2 separate regions of the Homo sapiens genome follow, and region 2 is linked to region 1. The links are chromatin contacts, found by Hi-C or POLR2A ChIA-PET in ENCODE. All regions are on one chromosome and are shown on one strand. The core of a region is the stretch at or near the end of the contact, and the rest is flanking DNA. Distances in the headings are between cores, read along the strand shown. Region 1 overlaps CD58 (CD58 molecule). Region 2 has its middle 73 kb from the start of CD2.

The links. A loop is a pair of places that touch in the nucleus more often than their neighbours do. ChIA-PET counts read pairs that join two places held with the same protein, here RNA polymerase II (POLR2A). Pooled maps may share reads with other maps.
Region 2: a loop to region 1 is called in a pooled map, with 4 times the contacts of the local background. The contact joins two enhancer-like sites. A Hi-C loop is called at or near these places in 1 of 168 maps with a recorded cell type or tissue (GM12878), 3 of 37 single-sample maps with no recorded cell type and 10 of 50 pooled maps. POLR2A ChIA-PET finds 5 or more read pairs at or near these places in 3 of 52 experiments (GM10248, activated CD4-positive, alpha-beta T cell and activated T-cell).

What each region holds. Positions count from the first base shown.
Region 1 is chr1:116,538,674-116,542,981 of GRCh38, forward strand. The region is part of intron 2 of CD58 (CD58 molecule); the gene reads right to left. Among named protein-coding and RNA genes, the nearest start is that of MIR548AC, 19 kb to the right of the region's middle. Within about 2 kb of position 1,503, at least 2 of the 41 ENCODE cell types and tissues checked have a DNase peak (open chromatin) inside an H3K27ac peak, as active enhancers do.
Region 2 is chr1:116,825,250-116,829,419 of GRCh38, forward strand. No RefSeq gene overlaps it. Among named protein-coding and RNA genes, the nearest start is that of CD2, 73 kb to the left of the region's middle. RefSeq lists an enhancer at 2,143-2,332. Within about 2 kb of position 2,127, at least 5 of the 41 ENCODE cell types and tissues checked have a DNase peak (open chromatin) inside an H3K27ac peak, as active enhancers do.

The sequences.
Region 1 (4,308 bases), core at 253-2,752:
TCTTTCATCCAGCACTTTCTGAACTGAACAGAGGTGCATCATCAGCCCCAGAGACTGTGTATCTTTGGAGGGCAAAGACTAGGTATGACTCACCTTTCAACCACAGCACATGACATAATGCAAGGCACACAGATGGCTCCTCACAAGCAGTACAGGACAGATGGGGAGACAGATGGATAGAAGGATAGATTCAGAGAGACAGTCTTCAAATAAAATGTAAATTCTTCTACCCGCTATCTCCAAAGAGGTACAGTATGGTGTTTAGCATGGACTCAGAAGCCCAGCTGCCTGAGTGCATATCCCAGCTTCATGACTAAGAGCCATTTGACATTGGGCAAGTTACTTAAATCACCTTGTGTCTAGGTTTCCTCCTCTCTACAATAAGGACACAAATAGTACTTACTCTATCAGACTGTAATGAGATTAAATGAGTTAACACAGATAATAATCAACATATGAATTAACATGTAGTGCCTGCACAGAGTAAGTACTTAACAAATGCTAGCTGTAATAGAGCACACGGCCATTGGCTGTGAGTTTCCAACTCCAGGAAGCCGAGGCTCCCCGGAGGGTATGTGATATGATGAGAAGAGTCACTGAGTAGGAGTTGGGAGGTTTGATCAAGCCTTAGCCTTGGCCTGCTGTGTGACCTGGGGCCACAGTCCTTTTAGGAGCTGGAAGAGTTTTAAGAAAGCATCCATCCAGGTCTCTTGTTCTACTTACAGAGAAACGGACTCCTAAACTGTCTTATTTTCATCTGTGAAAGGGAATGCTGTATCAGGTCACTGTAAAGGTCAAACAGAATATGACTGAGTGCCACATGCAGGGTTTGTAAAAAAGAAAAGAAAAGAAAAGAAAAGAAAAAAAACAGAATATGAAAGTAATTTCAGGGGAAACATGAAGAAGTGTTAGTATTATCTTCTAAGTTGCTAGAACTCCCTTGACTAGGTAGAAGCTCTTTCTGGCTATCTCATTACACAACAGTTGCCAGATGGCAAAGGTAGAAGTGCCTATCCAACTCATCTAAAAGTGTGCAAGCCTTTCTGCAGCACCTAGATCACAGTTTCTACACCTCAGATCTTTTCCTTCTATAAATCTTTCATATTTTCTTGCTGCCCGTGGGACTTACCACAGCTGTATCTAACAAATATTCGTTATACCTCTACTTTAAGCAGCATTAAACTGGCAAGAAATGTGCCTACTTCCTCCCTAAGACAATTAGTCAATTTATAATTAATGAATTGAGTTCACTGCTGTGTAAAAAATGAGAATTTCTTACACATATCTGATGACATTTTATAGAAATATGTGTATATTTTCACGAATTTTAGTAAAGGTCAAGTATCAATCCAGCCCAGTTAAGGACAGGGCAGTTAATTCTACTTACATAAAAATCATCATCTGAGATGTGATGAAGGTCCATAAAAAGATGGGAAAGGACTAATAAACCTCAGAAGTAGAAATTTTAAGGGGACTTTTGGGTATGGAGGAAAGCCAGATCTCAATGTACACACAGAAGGAAGTGGATGCCCTGAATTTAGGAAGTGCCAGGAAATCCCCCTGTCCAAAATATGCTCACTGGAAGTCTCCTATTAGGTCTGGTGTCTCTAGAAGATTACCAGGTTACTAAAACAAGTGTTAACATTACCTCAAGGAAGTATGACTTCCTCTTTTCTTAAAAAAAAAAAAAAATAGTATGACCAATCATTTTATCATGCAGATGTGAAACCTAGAGTCATCTTATGTCTTTTTACAACCAAAACCTACATCTTGCAGACTCTTTCTTGGACCCTCTATCTACCTGGATGATAGTAGCTTCTAACTTGACATCTCCTCTCTTTAATCCATCATAAGTATGCACCATCACATTAATCTTCCAAAAATGTATTTTATCAAGTCACTTCCTTGCTCCAGTATAGGACACAATGGCTCCCCACTGCTACAAGCTGATGTCCAGACTCTCAAACCAGGACTTTAAGTCCCACACTCAATACTATCAATATCACTGCCTCCTGATCAAAACTCACCTCCCCTGTACTTTACTCCTCTGCAGGCTTCCTAAGGTCTATCCAGTTGGTCTGACTAACAAAACCATACCTTTGCTGAGGTGCCATAGAATATTTTATTTAATTAATTTATTTAGCTAGTTATTTTGAGGCAGGGTCTTGGTCTGTCACCCAGACTGGAGTGCAGAGGTGCAATCATGGCTCACTGCAGCCTCAGCCTCCTGGGCTCAAGGGATCCTCCCACCTCAGCCTCTTGAGTAGCTGGGACTACAGGCATGCACCACCATGCCTGGTTAATTATTTTATTTTTGTAGAGATGGAGTCTTGCTATGTTGCCTAGGATGGTCTTGAACTACTGGGCTTAAGCAACCCTCCCTCCTCAGCCTCACAAAGTGCTGGGATTATAGCCTTGAGCCACAATGCCCGGCCTAGAATATTTTAAATTATTTTAAAACAGTTCATCAAGTTTAAGAGGAGAAATTTATTCAAATGTTTTGAATTAGTTTTACAAACTCTATAAAAAGGGCTCTTAAAATGTGTGATCTAAATTCTGACTCAATCCTCTTGTTTGTTGGCCCTATCTATAAATTATCAGATCCCCAATGTCCATGTTTCAAAGATTCTACTTTTTCAAGGAAATCTTCTAAGAGGATACTTTGACATCTTAGCAAGCTGTATTTGTCTAAATAGAGTCCACAGGGGTCAGACCTCACATAGCCTTGCAAGTCGCTTTACACATTTTAGCTTTAACAGAGTTAGATGGGGCCATTAGAAAGTTCCACACAGATGAGTGACATGATCTGACTTCTGTTTTAAAAAGATCATTCTGGTAGAACCAATACAACTTCCTGGTAGAGTGAATGTGGTATTCAAGAAAAAGAGAGGTATCAAGGATGACATCCCGGTTTCAGACTGACCAGCTGAAAGGATGGGGCTGCCATTAACCAAAAGGGAAAAGATTTGGGGAGGAGCAGCAGGTTTTAAGGGGAAGATAATGAGCTTACTTTTGGACTTGTGATATTTGAAAGGCCAATTAGATGTCTGACTGGAGAGGTACACTGGGCAGTCAGGTATACACATAAGGAGCTCGGCGGGGTACTCTGGGCTAGAGCTCTAGATCTGTACATTATTAGCATTGAGATGATATTTAAAGCCCTGACATGGGATGAGCTCACCCACTGGCTATGAACGCAGACAGAAAAGGAAAGAGACCTAAGGCTTAAGCCTTGATGTTTCCAGTGTTAAGAGGTTGGGGAAACAAGGAAACTAGCAAAAGAAGCTGAAAAGGAATAGTCAGTGTGTTAGAAAGAAATGTGAAGCCAGGCACAGTGGCTCACACCTGTAATCCCAACACTTTGGGAGGCCAAGGCAGGTGGATCACCTGAGGTCAGGAGTTCAAGACCAGCCTGACCAACATGGTGAAACCCCATCTCTACTAAAAATACAAAATTAGCCAGGCATGGTGGTGCATGCCTGTAATCTCAACTGTTCAGGAGGCTGAGGCAGAAGATTCACTTGAACCCGGGAGGCATAGGTTGCAGTGAGCTGAGATCGCGCCATTGCATTCCAGCCTGGGCAACAAGGGCGAAACCCCCTCTCAAGGAAAAAAGAGAAAGAAACATGAATAGGGTGGTATCCTGGATGTCAAGTGAAGACAGTACTTGGAGGAGGGAGTGATCAGCTATGTCAAAAGCTGCTGAGAAGTCAAGAATGACATGGACTGAGAATGAACCACTGGATTTATTAACAAGGAGGTCTAGAGGAGTTTTGGCATAGCAGTGCAGATGAAAGCCTATTTGGAGTGGGTTAAAAGTGAATATAAGGGATCAGAATAAGTGAATATGGACAACTTCTTCAAGGAGATTTTCTATAAAGTGAAGACAGCAGGTGGTGGTGGCTGGAGGGGTACAGGGATCATGAGAAAGTTTTAATGACAGTATATATGTATGCCACTTAAAATGAACCATCAACTTATGGGGGAAATTCTCATCAGGAGAGAGTGGGTAGAAGCACTAGGGTGATATTCCCGAGGACGGCAAGAGGAGGTGGGATCCAGGGCACACGTGGAAAGTTTAACTTCAGGTGAGAACTCAGAAAGTCCATTCATATCAGGAGAGAAAGCAGGGCCTACAGGCTCAGGTATGGGTAGGAAGGTAGGCAGGTGGTGAGAGCTTGTGGAAATTGCCCTCTGATTGCTTATTCTCCTTAGTGAAATAAGAAGCAAAGCCTTCAGCTGAAGAGTCAGTCTAGAGAAGGAGGTATTCAAGATTTGAGGAGAGAAAAAGTAACTGCTAGGAGAGTG
Region 2 (4,170 bases), core at 877-3,376, 290 kb after region 1:
TTTCCCAATGCCTCTTACTCCAAAATGACAGCATCTTCCCCTTGTTGTGTATTCCTGCCCTCAAGTTCACAACTCCCCATTGTCTTCGACCTGATGTCCCAGGGCTTTCAGCTTCTCTTTCCTGACTGCATTAGCCATGCAGATTTATGCAGTGCTTCTCTCAGTCCTCAGCCATCTTCCCTGCTATGTTAATATTCAATGTTTTCCTTTCCCTCAACTCTGTTTTTAGCAGATCTTATTCCAAACTGCCTCAGAGCCACTCCCAGCTCGGTGGGGGCAGCTGGGTGTGGTGAGCACAGGACACTCCTTTGGACAGATGGACGGGCGGAGGGGCAGGAAAACACCCCCAGCCCCGGCTCAGCTGCTGAGTGATTTAGCCAAGAGTAGGAGGGGAGGAATGAGACAGCTCCACCAGCCCAGGCTAAAAACAGACCTGGCCTCCTCCAAATGTTCCACAGATTAGGACCCTCTTCCTCCCTTCTCCATTCCTACCGTCTCTCCAAACCTCAAATCCTGCAGCCACTGTGTAGCTTCTTTCCCCGTCAAGGCCACTCAGGATGTTGATCTTAATTTGATTTTGACAGACACAAAGAAGAGGAGGGGGACGGAGTCCACAGTGTGATCTGTCCTCCCCTCTTCTCCCACCTCTCAGGGTGGCCAGGGCCCAGCCAGCAGGACCTACAGCTTTGGTATAATTTACAGCCTGAGACTCAGAAGATGGGAACACAGCCAAGGCCATAAACTCTGTTCCGAGTGCTGTGTGACAGTTTATGGTAAAGGGCAGATGGGACTTGCTGGCTCCAGGCCTGCCCCTTCATTACAGAGCACCCTTCTGCCGCTCCTGTCACCAGCAGGCGGTGGTGACGTGCTGAATGGCAAATGGGAAGCAGACCTGGGTCCTCAAACTTGGTTCCTGTGTCCTGGGATCCCCACACACCCTGGCCATCACATACCCAGATCCCAACACACCTAGCTCCCCGCACACTTAGCTCCCCACACACCCTGGCCCTCACACACCCCATATACCCAGGTCCCTACACATCCTGGTCCTCACACACCCCACACACCCAGGTCCCTACACACCCTGGCCTTCACACACCAAGGCCCTCACACACGCAGATCCTCACACACCCAGGTCATCGCACACCCAGGCCCTTGCACACCCTGGTCCTCTCAGACCCTGGTCCTCGAACACCCAGGTCCTTGCATCTTCTGGTCCTCCTATGTGGGCCTGTGAGGCACACGCACAGAGAATAGAGTGTCACAGAGTAGGCACATTAACCCATAGCAAAGGTGGGCCGTCAGGAAGGGGTGGAGGTGCTTCCCTGACTCCCATTCTGTCTACTGAGAAATGGTATGCAAATGAACTTCAGGAGCAGCTTTGAGGGAAAAGGACCACAAAATAAGTCACTTGAAGAGGGTATGAAGAGGAAGAGGGGCAGGCACTTGTTTATGCAAGTATAATCCAAATGTAAGGTCTGTACCAGCATTTGTCTAAACAACTCTGTCACTGTCTTATTTTAAAACAAGGGATGGAACCTATCCTAGCCTCCTTTGACTACAGGAAACTTGTTTTTCCCTCACATTTCACCCCATGTATTTCTGAGGTAACTCCCATCCCTCGAAGTCTTCCCTGGTTGGCCCAGCCCCCTTGGCCGGGCCCTGTCTCCAGCCACAGCTTACTCCACTGCAGTCCTTCAACCACACTTGGGAGCAGCTTTCTTCTGACTCTCTCAAGCTGGCCACAGGTCCTTCCCTCCATTCCCCACCATGACAGCAAAAACCAAACTGTTAATCTTTAACAAGATTCGTACCTAAAGCTTAGGTTAAGGGTATTACAACACAGCCACAAAAATAGCATAAACCTTCATGTCAGAGAGAGGAGAAGACAGAATCTGCAATCCTCGCCTGCTTATAGAATGCCATCCTGTCCACCTCCCAGCCTGTTCACTCAGGAAGAAGCCAACCTTTCTCTCCCCATGTCTGAGCTCTGCAATCACTTACAGCCTACGTAGAGCCTCTCACCCCAGCACCCCTGCACAAAGCCCTGAGCTCCACTTCTTAAGGCTCATGGAAAGGAAACTGCAACTCTTCTTGTCCCTCTTAGGCCTCATTTCCTGTCTCAGGCATTATCTCTTCCAAGGGTGATTGACAGTGGGATGGTTCACTCACTTCAGAACCACGAGGATGACTCATCCAACGTCCTGGCCTCTGGTTTCCTCCATCTGTTCACCTCCAGCAACCTTTTCCTTCACTTCGTCTCAGCCACCGATACCTGTAATCAGCTTAGACTTTGTCATCACCAAGAAGAACACCAGCTCTGAAATTTCCCTCTCAGAAATCCCCACTAGACCATGAAAAGACATGGAGGGACTGTAAATGAAAGAAGCCAACCTGAAAAGGCTACATGCTGTATAATTCCAACTAAATGGCACTGGAAGAGACAAAACTATGGAGATTAAAAGGAAAGGTGTTTGCCAGAGGTTTGGGAGAAGGGAGGGATGAAGAGGTTGAGTATAAAGTATTTTTAGGGCAGTGAAACGATATTGTGTGATACCCTACTGGAGTATACATGTCATTATACCTTTGTCAGGACCCACAGAATATACAACACCAAGGGTGAACCCTAATGTGAACTATGGACTTTGGGTGTGTCTTACCTGGGCTGGGTAATTTACAAAGAGGTTTATTTGGCTCAGAGCTCTGTAGGCTGTACAGGAAGCATGGCGCCAACATCTGCTTATAATGAGGGCCTCAGGCTGCTTCCACTCATGGTAGAAGGCAAAGGGGAGCCAGCTCATGCAGAGATTATATGGCAAGAAAGAAAGATGAGTTGCCATCTCTCATTTTTAGCAACCAGCTCTCACTAGAACTAATAAAGCAAGAACTTACTTATTTCCATGAGGACGGCACCACAGCCTTCATGAGGGATTCACCCATGATCCAAACACCTCCCACTAGGCCCCACCTCCAGCATTGGGGATCAGATTTCAGCATGAGATGTGGAGGGGACAAATGTCCAACCTGTATCAAGGTGATAATGATGTGTCAATGGAGGTTCATCTGGAGGTTCTTCACTTGTAACAAATGTACCACTCTGGTGGGGTGTGTTGATAGCAGGGTTGGTTGTGCACATATGAGGGCAGAGGGTATATGGGAAAGCTCTGTACTTTCTGTTCAGTTTTGCTGTGGATCTAAAACTCTAAAAAACAAAGTAGACTTTAAAAAAAATCTCAACTAATTTCCTGTCCTTCTCTTCCACTTGCTCTAGTGCCCTTTTGGCTGTGACTCTTTAATTACATTGAGACACATCATGTGTCACTCTTTAGCAGGCCTCTTGTCTTCACTGCATTCCTGATCCGACTTACAGCCCAAAGCCCACCCTGATAAACACTACCTCACAAATACCCTCCATTTCCTCATCCTTTCTCTTTTGGCAAAAACCTCTCTCTGACAACCTCAATAACTGTTTTTCCTTGCCTGTATCCAATGTGCCTAAATAAAATATTTCTTTTTTTTTTTTTTGAGACAGAGTCTCACTCTGTCACCCAGGCTGGAGTGCGGTGGCGCGATCTCAGCTCACGGCAATCTCTGCCTCCGGGTTCAAGCGATTCTCCTGTCTCCCAAGTAGCTGGGATTACAGGCGCACACCACGACACCCAGCTAATTTTTTTGTATTTTTAGTAGAGACAGGGTTTCACCATGTTGGTCAGGCTGGTCTCGAACTCCTGTTCCGCTCACCTCGGCCCCCCAAAGTGCTGGGATTACAGGCGTGAGCCACCGCACCTGGCCAGATAAAATATTTCTAAAGAAAATCTTATGCCAGGCTGACCCTCACACTTTGAATTCATGACCAGAAGCCTGACCAGAGTGCTCAAAGCTTCCCTCAACACTGACCGTTTCCCACTCTCTGGAGTAACTAACTCATATCTTCTTGTTCTTACTTTAGACTTTCTACATTTTCTGCCACTGCACCCTCTTCAGCAGGTGAACTCACCTCTTACTACATGGAAAAAATAGAAGGTTTCAAATAGGAATGGTCTCATCTTCCCATCACCAAATCTAGAATCCAGCCTGCATTCCCACGTACCTCCTCTTCTTCAGGCCAGGTAAGTAGGTCGAAGTGTCCTTGCCATAATCAAAGCCTCACCCTTGGTTTGAAGTGTAGAC